Linked DNA regions of Homo sapiens: region 1 is linked to region 2. The links are chromatin contacts, found by Hi-C or POLR2A ChIA-PET in ENCODE. All regions are on one chromosome and are shown on one strand. The core of a region is the stretch at or near the end of the contact, and the rest is flanking DNA. Distances in the headings are between cores, read along the strand shown. Region 1 overlaps SNCA (synuclein alpha). Region 2 overlaps SNCA (synuclein alpha).

What was found. A loop is a pair of places that touch in the nucleus more often than their neighbours do. ChIA-PET counts read pairs that join two places held with the same protein, here RNA polymerase II (POLR2A). Pooled maps may share reads with other maps.
Region 1: a loop to region 2 is called in a map of endothelial cell of umbilical vein, with 6 times the contacts of the local background. The contact joins two enhancer-like sites. A Hi-C loop is called at or near these places in 3 of 168 maps with a recorded cell type or tissue (PC-9, breast epithelium and endothelial cell of umbilical vein) and 2 of 50 pooled maps. POLR2A ChIA-PET finds 5 or more read pairs at or near these places in 1 of 52 experiments (activated T-cell).

Annotation. Positions count from the first base shown.
Region 1 is chr4:89,751,610-89,756,680 of GRCh38, reverse strand. All of the region lies in intron 4 of SNCA (synuclein alpha), which reads left to right. Among named protein-coding and RNA genes, the nearest start is that of SNCA-AS1, 82 kb to the left of the region's middle. Within about 2 kb of position 2,825, at least 9 of the 41 ENCODE cell types and tissues checked have a DNase peak (open chromatin) inside an H3K27ac peak, as active enhancers do; they include endothelial cell of umbilical vein, where a contact is called at or near this core.
Region 2 is chr4:89,796,063-89,801,635 of GRCh38, reverse strand. All of the region lies in intron 4 of SNCA (synuclein alpha), which reads left to right. Among named protein-coding and RNA genes, the nearest start is that of SNCA-AS1, 38 kb to the left of the region's middle. Within about 2 kb of position 1,340, at least 2 of the 41 ENCODE cell types and tissues checked have a DNase peak (open chromatin) inside an H3K27ac peak, as active enhancers do; they include endothelial cell of umbilical vein, where a contact is called at or near this core.

The DNA.
Region 1 (5,071 bases), core at 1,576-4,075, 46 kb after region 2:
TAAGAGACTAGGGCTGAAGAGAAGTAATCAACCGAACCACTGGTGTAAATGTGCGTCACATTTTTAGTGACTAGAAATTGAAATAATTCCAACAAATTTATGTGCTTTGGGCTTGAGAATTCAGACTGCCTTAGGCTAAGATAAAAATCTTTTCCTGGTACTATATACCTTCTTTTATTGAATGACTACCTGGCTCTTTCTATTATATATGCAGATTTTGTACCTCTGGTCATCTTTGTAAATGGTGCCTAAAAGATATTTGAAGAATAAGTGACCAGCAATAAGAACAAATGTCTATACAAAAGCACCCTTTAGTTGGATGTAATTCACTACTTTGAGTTGTTAATAACCTCTAAGGATGACAGTAGCTATTAGTTGAATAAACCATTATGTCTATTATTAGAACACTAGATAGTTTATAAGTCCAAACAATGCATAAAATACCTATCTCATGTTACCATTGTTTAGGTTACCAGATAATTGTTCTGTCCAATTATTCCACTTAATTTTTTGCTTGCCCATTAGCTAAATGGCAAGATAAAATTTGTCAAACGGGGGGGAATGTATTGAAAATGCTAGACAACTACACTTAAAATGAAAACAGGCCAGGCGCGGTGGCTCAGGCCTGTAATCCCAGCACTTTGGGAGGCCAAGGCGGGTGGATCACCTGAGGTCGGGAGTTCAAGACCAGCTTGACCAACATGGAGAAACTCCATCTCTACTAAAAATACAAAATTAGCCGGGCATGGTGGCACATACCTGTAATCCCAACTACTGGGGAGGCTGAGGCAGAAGAATCGTTTGAACCCAGGAGGCGGTGGTTGCAGTGAGCCGAGATTGTGCCACTGTATTCTAGCCTAGGCAACATGAGCGAAACTCCATCTCAAAAAAAAAAAAAAAAAGAAAGAAAAGAAAACAAATGCATAATTTGCAAATATTATTTTTATATTGTATGTTATCTAGGGCTTCTAAATGCATTCTTCTTATAAGCCTAGGTTTGCAATAACATTCATTTAGAATTGAGTAATTTTAAATATAATATTTTATAAAATAAAATATAATAATTTCTCTTAATTCTTTGAAAATATTAAATTAAAAGGGGGTTGCAAACTCTGCATTCCACATTTCCATCCCAACATTTAATTTTAGCAATTTTGTAGTCTGCCTAAAATGCAATCCATCATTTACTGTTTAGAAAATAGGGAATGTACACAAAGGCCTTTCAGCTTTCCCTGAACTCCATAAAAATCTTTTTGCTTCTTTACTGCCCCCCTTTGTCAGGAGTTCTGAGGAACTGTTTTTTATCTTAAGTCTCACAAAGCATTTAGGAGAATATTTAAACTTAAATTCTTTTAAAACTTATGTTCAGGACAAAGTAACATTGTATGCATTGGTGTCATATGTATTTAAATTTTGAAATTTTTAATACTGGCAAAATGAGGTTTCAATTTTAATATAAATTATTTAACAATCTTAAATCATTAAATATATTACTTAATATATTTAATATATCTAAACAGTCACAATTTTCCCATACTAATAATCATAAAAAATCTTACCCAATGGTCATATAGATATACTTAATGGAGTTTTGGGGGGGTATTTTTGTATATTAAAAAATTCATATATTTGCCTTACTTAGAAGAACTGATTAAATGAAAGTATAATATTAACAAACATATTGTTATTTTATATTTGCATTTGTGATAATTATATTTGAAACGTTCAAGATTTTCCAATGAATTTCTTTTGCATTTGCGTATTTGTGCCTTTTTATTATAAAAATAGGTGGCTTTTTAGTTCCACTGCATAAGTTTCAACATAGGTCTACAAATAGTGCATCTTTTTGAAGTTAATCATTATAATCACAAATTGAAGTTGCCTGAGCTCCAATTGGAGTCTAAATGGATGACTGAATCTTATTATTCGAAACCCACTGTTGCTACACAATATGGCCACACAAGAGAGTACACAAGACCCGTCTGATTCAGCCTCAGTGCCATAAATATTTTAATGGTTTCGTTGGAATCTGGAAATGGAGCTCACCACAGGAGATGCTTCTTCCTTTGACTCTCATTATTATTTCCTTTACAAATTAATTAATAAAAACTTAGATGCTAAATTAGCACTTGATGAAAACTTATATAGCCTTGACATTTTGATTCTGTGAGTGAATAAAAATACTTGGAGAAATAAAAATCCTAATCATGTTCAGGAATACCCACAAGGTAACAAGTACATTTTTAAACTTTAAAAACATTTATTATTCATGATAAAACATGTTGTGTGATTTAAATATAAATTTTTATTATTTGCTTTAACTTATTTCCGGATTAAAAAGTAAATGTTTACCTAGCTGTTCTAAATGGTAATCCTCATGATTAAAACAGCAATTTGTCATATTTCAGTTACAAATGATCTTTTATTATTAGTTATAGAACATAAGTTTCTTCATTGACTGAGGCGATGTTTCAAGTAGATAAATCTGTTAAAAAAATTGTGGTCATATTCTGTTAAATTCTCATACCAGGCAATTTGTTTGATATTCAGGAAAAACCTAGCCACTGACCAAAAACTCTACCTGCCTTCTCAGTTGTATCCTCTTGGACTTAAAGGGGACTGGGAAAGTTATAAGATGGTTCATGATAGTCCATCAACATCCCAAGAACAAAAACAGATGTTGTACTGACAGCATCATATGATCATATGCATGTAAGAGCACATTCATATTGCCAAATCAGTTGGAATTTTTCACGGTTGAAAGTTAAATGAAATGCTTAGATGTATGAGTCATCGGAGTTAAAGACAATTACAGCCAGATTTATGGCTGTGCTAAAATAAAGCTAGTTAGAAAACAGACCAAATTCCATGACGATACCAAGTCTGACTAATGATTCACCTTAAATTTCGGAGCAACATTTATCCTCACTTGTTTGTTTATTTGACAATGTGCCCTTATCCATTAAGTAACTAGGAGGAAGGGAAAAGCACTACGTGGGTGAGTGACAAGACACTGACACTGATTTGTGACTTTGGATAATTCCTGGATGCTGTTATCTGTTTTGGCATAGAGATGGATCTGTAACTGCTAATAATTGCCGACTGTGACCATCCCAGAGGCCATTTACTTAACCCAGGTATTTCAGACCTGACAGCCCGAGGATAAACACGATTTCCCTCCATCACTAACTTCATCTGCAGGGCCTAAGCCTCCTTCACAGTCTCTCCAGTGATTTATTGGCATCTCCAAGGGTATCTCACATGTGCTGAAGAACAAATCTGCTCACTTTCATCTGCTTGGTTTTCCCTTTTGAAATCTGCTGCTTTAAAATTACTAAGGGAGGAATCATGCCTGCTGCTACCCTTGCCAGTGACCTTGCAGTTTGTGCCCTGATTGTTCCAATTACCACAATCAAAACAGAAGCGTTTGCAGTTACTGCAGTGCTCTCTCTGTGGATGTCAGGTCTGACTCAGAGAGCCAGGCTGGGGAACAGCCATTTCCACTCTTGTACCTCTGCAAAAGGACTTCCATGTTCCGTAAACAGACTCCCACCTCTCATTTTCCCCCCAAGCAAAGCATCATAAATTAGAGAGCATGTAACGGGAAAGAAAATCCATTAGCCATTTGGGTTCAGTCAGACAAGCCAGCTCATGGAAAGTTTATACAGGAAGGTCACATTTCAATTGAGATCAGGAGGGTGAAAGGGTCCAGCTGTGTGATGAGAGAGAGAATGTTCGGGAATGTGGAACAGAGGTATCCAAGGCAGAACAAACTCGTATATGAAGGCTTTAAGGGTGTGCAAATCTAGCATATTTTATGACATAAAAGAGTCCTGATTAGCTAGAATATGATGAATGTGAGAAGAGGTGAAGGCTGGAGATAGGAAAAATTATTCCAGATCTTATAAGCTATAGTAAGAAATTTGCATATTATATATAGACTTGTGGGAAGCCATTGGATTTTGTAAGAAGGAGATTAACATTATCTTATTTATGTTATTTGTGATTTATAACCCCAAATGTGCCAGATACAAACAAACCAAAAATAATAATAATAATAATAAGAAGAAGAACAACAACAGCAATGGAACTGTGGTGATGGTTTTGGTCACAAAATGCATATATATCTATTTTTCACAATGCAAAAATATTTCATTATTTCAAATTTTAACATAAATGTGGGTATGCATGAGCTTACAAATCTTGAAGTTTATTGGGGAATATTGGTGAGCATGGTTTTTATTGCATGGTCACAACTTACTAATGGGAAACATCTGAATACCTATTGAGTTAATGCATGCACATTTTTATTTTCCTGGAATACTGAGAAAAAGGTTGCTACATAATGTCTTGATAGCTTCTAAGTCATGGCTCAAAAGTGAATGTGGAATCTGCTAATCGGAATGGACTCAGATTCAGCCAAGTTCTCAAAAACATTTGCTTTCATAGATGTCTTCAAGAAACAAGGAGTCTTGAATTTAAATTGTGAAGTGTCTATCTTAGAATAGAGAGATTTAAAATCTGACTGTATTTTGTTTAAAAAAGCCTATATAACTGTATTATATAAAATTATTTATACTACAGTTAAAAAAAGAATCCCATCCTATTTGTGCCTAAATAAGTGCCTGCTTGTAGCATGAAAACTATTTGTTGAGGGTCCTTAGATCCTCAGAGCATGCTGTGAAAGTAGGTACAATTGTTCTTTCTATATAAGCCTCTTAAGATAACAGATAATTGCCAGAAATACAGCACACAGTACAAAATTACCTTGTTTTACTTTTGCCACAAAAAACAATTTCTTTTGGCTTTGAGCAATAAAGTCCAATGATTTTTTTCCTTTCAAAATATCTTCCTCCCTCTCCATAAGTTTTATATTTATTCACGAAGGAATATTCCAATATCGGATGTTTTTGTCTGTGTCTCTTCCTGGAACAAATGTTAATTAATCTCTTTGGGTTTGTATGTCAAGTGGAGGGGTGGGGATTGGGGACAGGTGATAGTTGTCTAGGGAGTTAACTTCATCTCTATAGGAGAGTGGATAGACGCTGTATACGAAAAGCTCTTGAAAAGG
Region 2 (5,573 bases), core at 91-2,590:
ATTATAAATTCATATCTCCATTTCACCTGAGAATAATAAAGGCAAGGAAGTATTTTAAATGATCTTGTTTTTTATAACTAGCATTCATTGAGCAAATCAAAGTATGAAAATAATATAGGTGTCAGTGATTATTATAAAGTTGTATGCACAAAACATTCCAATGATTGGGGCCAATACAGAGAAAACATCTCAATATTTGGAATTTTGCTTTTCTGTAAATACTTTGATATGTACTTACATCATATCAATTATAACTCCTGCTGAAAACAAACAGTGCACACAAATTTGGTAGTTGGAGGAGACTTTATAAAGGGACTAATTACGAAGGTTTAGACCGGGTTAGGAAAAACACACGGAATAGTGCAATACTTTAGGATGGCAACAGCGAGCACCGTTATAACCACTAGGCCAAAATGAACTAAATGAACAGGGAGATTACCATTTATCAGAAAAAGAGGGAGAAAGGAAGGAGAGATGACCAAGCAAGTCCTATGTGAAGACGGCTGCCTGACTTGAGCTGTGTGATCTTTGGACTGATACCACCTGCCTGCACTGGCCTAGCAGGGCGAGAATAGTCAATATCTGGAAAATGGATCACCTGACCTTACTTTCCTCCCTCCCTGTTTCCTCTTTGTGGTGTTTCCACTGGCCAAACTCACAGCGTAGACAAAAGGAGTGCATTGATGTAGCAGTGGTTCTAATCCAGGGCCAATTGTGCTCCCAGGGAACATTAGTGGTTATCACAGCTCAGGGGAGGAAGGGAGAGGAGTGGAGTGCTACTATGATTCACTGAGGGATTTTTTTAAACATCTACAATGCACAGGACATCCTTCCACAACAAAGTATCCAGTTAAAAAATGTCATTACTGCCAAGGTTGAAAAACCGTGGTGTAGTCAGTACAATTCATCTTCTCCAGGCACAGTGCAGGAGTGGGGTGGAGTGTCTGAAGGGGAAGAAGGAAGAAACCAGCACACCCCACAAAAGTAACCAATGCAAATACCAAATAGGAAAAGACAGCACTTAAAATACAAAAGTCTCAGGAATATATCTGATAGTGTTTTATGGAATTTATTAAAATTTAGCCTGGAGTGAGTAATATTTAGCAAGCCAGGTTTGTCTTTAGAGAAATCCTTGTGGGGTTTATACAAGGATTTATTAACAAAGGGCACACACAATACTCATATTACAGTCAGTCTGGTTATGTAAAACATGGGCAAGAATGTAATAGGACAATGTGATGTATTCACAAAGGATTTTAGGACTACACAGATAATCCTCTAATGCTTTCACTTACGTACTATGAAAGGCTATAGTTTGCATAGTGATATAGCCACGTAAGATAGTAAACTTGACATTCATGCAGCTATACATGTTTGCACACACCAGGATGCATGCCCTTTCTACCTGGTTGATTTTTTATTCTTTTATTAATCTCTAATTTATTCCCCAGAACACTCTCCATAAAAACTTTCTCACAACTTAAATCTTTAATCTATTGTGTGGATTTCTGACTCATTCTCCAAGCTTTTCCTCTTCCCTCCGCAATGCCTTATAGTCTTATGACTATTTATCCCTTTGCCTACATTTCTAGCCAGATCTCTTGCCTGATACACACTCTCATATTTCTCTTTGCACGCTACACATTTTTATTTAGATATCACACTACTACTTTGATTTCAACAGGTCTCAGTTTAACTTAATTTTTCCTTCAAGCAAGGAGTCCCTTCATATCAGTTATCACCATTGGCACCAGAATTTTTCTTATGACTTCCCATGACCTACAATATAAACCATATAAATCACTGATGCCTCCATAGTTCCCTCCCTCTCAAATTTAGCCATAAGATGATTTTAGGATCCTTGTTTTTTCCAATCTCTCTTTCATTCTCTCCCCCATCTCTTCCATTATGAAGGTTTGGATAGGACACAACTCATGCCTAGATTAGTGCAATAGATGCTGAGCCTGTGCAGCGGTAGTTTAGCTTTCTCTCCTGGTTAACTTTAACTGCCACATATATCACTTCACACGTCATTTTTCATTCAAACGTATTTAACTGGCTCTTCATTCATAAGAAGCTGGAATTTGTCGTTTGACTGATATTTTAAAGATTTTATATTTTTTCTCCATCCTCGTTCTAATGTTGTATCTTGTGTCATTTGTTCATTCATAAACTTAAGACTTAGCTAACCACTGAGCATCCAGGAAATTCAGTATCTATCATGTGAATTCTCTAATACTGGTTGATCCATTGTCACCAGAGCATAGCAGGCTTCTCCTGCCTTTATGTATGTTTGTCATATAGTTCATGCCTAAAATTCTTTCTTAAATCTTAAATTCCTAAGATACACACTTTTGCCCAAGATCACAGTAATCTCTGCCATAATCTCTGCTGGAATCTGTTCACTGTGTTGCTCCTGCTAAACTTCTTACAGATGACTTTTTTTCTTTTTGGTTTCCCTGGTATCTAGTATAATTTCTTATATAGGTACTCAATAAATGTTTCCTGTTGATCTCTACACCTACTCTGTACAATACCATAGTGACTAGACACATGTTGCTATCAAGCATTTCAAAAGTAGCTAGCCTGAGTTGAGATATAGGGGTAAAATACACAACAGATTTCAAGACATATTATGAAAAAAACCCATAAAATTTCTCAGTAATTTTTTTATAGATTACATGTAGAAACTATAACATTTTGAATAAGTTGTATCAAATAAAATATAAAATTCACCCGGTTCTTTTTAATTTGTTAAATGTGGTGGCTAGAAAATTTAAAATTACATAATTGGCTCACAGAATAATTATAATGGATGGTATTGCTTTAGATCAAGTTTGTCTAACCCGTGGCCCATGGGCCACAAGCGGCCCAGGATGGTTTTGAATGAGATCCAACACAAATGTGTGAACTTCCTTAAAACATTATGAATTTTTTGTTTGTTTTGTTTTTGTTTTTTTCTCATCAGCTATCATGAGTGTTAGTGTATTTTATGCATGGCTCAAGACAATTAATTCTTCTTCAAATATGGCCCAGGGAAGCCAAAAGACTGGACAACCCTGCTTTAGATAGTAAAGCATATGAGTAGTTAATGTGTACTATAAGCAGTGTGATCTGATAGACTATTTAATGTTGTTTGATGGTACATTATTCAAGTCGATTATTATGTCTACCTATGCAGTTTAACGACGGTAATGAGAGAGGGCAGCTTGATTACAGGTCTTATCTTTTGACTAACTTGCTAGGCCACCTGAGAAGGACCCAAATTATCTGAATGCTTAACTCAACTAATTTGTATTCACTTGAAGAATTTCAAGGATGTTTATATGCCATCAACTTGCTTTAAATTTTTTCTCTCAGTGAAAATTTTTCTTAAAATGAGTATGTGGTATTCAAATTTATCCTTGTTTTCTATGATTATCTTTTCATAGCACTGTGGTTTCCAGGAACCTTTTTTTTTTTGAGATGCATTCTACATGTAACTATTGCACAGTTTGCATGTAGTAAGGTTCATTATTCTTCTACTTTTCCAAACACCTGGCATGTTTACTTGAGGTTGGTACACCTTGTATCCCAGATTTTGCTGTTTTTAACTTAAATATTGAATATTTTGATTAAACATTATGGAAAGTTTAAATGGGTCAAGAAAAATAGCTTTTCTTCCCATGAAGAACAATACGGCATAGGAGTTAAGAGCATAGATTTAAAGTCAGAAAACCTGTGCTGCCTACTTGTGCAAAGTCACTTACATGCTGTACTTCTGTTTCTTCATCTGTAAGTTCTACCCCTAGGTATTTACTTAAGATTAATGGAAGCATATGTTCATACAATGACTTGTACAGAATTATTCACGATAGCATTACTCTTAATAGCTCTAACTGGTAACAACACAATAATCAATCAACAATTGTGCTGTATTCATACAGCAGAATACTACTTAGCAACAAAAATGGAATGGACTACTGATAACCTCAACAACATGGATGAATCTCAAAACTATCATGCTGTGTGATGCCAGGCACAAATCAGTACATACTATAATTCCAGAAAAGACAAATGTCATCCATGGTAACAACAAGATCCATGCTTGCTGGAGGTAGAGGCATCAGTTCAGTCATTCAGGAAGCTGATTCCAAGATGGTGTTAGAATTACAACCATCCACAAGAGATTTATTGCAGGCAATAGCTATGAAAGGTAGAAAGAGAACAGGAGAAAAACCAGGCAAGGAAAAACCACAATGTAGTTGTGATATCACTTCAAAGGGAGGCAGAAGGAAGGAGAATTGGGTAGGAATAGCCACAGATTACAGTGCAGTTACAAGAAAGTCTTGGCTTCCAACAAAGGTTACTTGTTGAGGAGTCATGCATTAGGCAGACATGTCTGGGCTGTAGTTTCCTTGCTGCTCCCAGTCATTGGCTGGAGGCCAGTCTGGGTTCCTGTGCTGTGGTGGATCCCATTGCTGCTGCAGCAGGAGGCCAATAGCACTCCTGGCAGCTAATTGGAGAGAAAAGATCCAAGAGGTGTACCTTCATGGCTACCCCCATGGGGCTGGGGTGGAGGTGGAGGAGAAGGAGAAGGAATTAACTAGAAAAAGGCACAAAGGAAAATTGGGGAAAATAATGAAGATATATGATTTCTCAATTGTGGTGGTCGTTACATGGGTTTATTAATGCATCAAAACTCAAGAAATGTACATTTAAAATGAGTGCATATGATTGTAAGTGAATTATACCTCAATATAGTTAATTTTTTAAAAATCATAGATTTCTTTATATTTAATGCATGAACATAAACCTAAGACACTCCTCCACTCCAAAACTTAATTACCTTGTGATCAGCAGAGCAGAAGGTACTTTGTGATATATAGGTAGAGAAGATGAAGTCTTGTGACATTTAACAAGGGACAGGAAAATGGACCTTGTCCTAAGTTACCAAACTGCAAAAATATCACCTACAAAGGCTATTCATAACATACATTTTCAAGGGGGTTACAATATTTGCCTACTATAAAATTTTGGATCTGTAAAGGGGTTAAATTATTTGTGCAGGGGAATAAACATCAAAGAAACATTAAGAGGTCCAGAGAAGTAAAATAGGAAGGGTCTTTTGGCTAGAGGAGATATTTAACTTTCAGAACATGTGGAATTAAGTTGTATTGATTATGATCTGATCTTCTTCCCCCTAAATTTGATCCTCTTCCTGTAATCTATTGTTTCCATCATCTTCAACTCTTCCCTTTCCCTCTCCCTTGTCCCTCAGTTCTAGTCAATCACAAAGTCCTACAGTTTCACTTTCTGTATACCTTATTTCTGGAATTCATCTCTAGACTTCAAAATATATATATATATATTTTTTTTTTTGAGATGGAGTCTCGCTCTGTTGCCCAGGCTGGAGTGCCGTGGTGCAATCTCAGCTCACAGCAGCCTCTGCCACCCAGGTTCAAGCGATTCTCCTAGTTCAGCCTCCTGAGTAGCTGGGATTACAGGCATCTGCCACCACGCCTGGTTAATTTTTGTATTTTCAGTAGAGATGGGGTTTCGCCATGTTGGCCAGGCTGATCTCGAACTCCTGA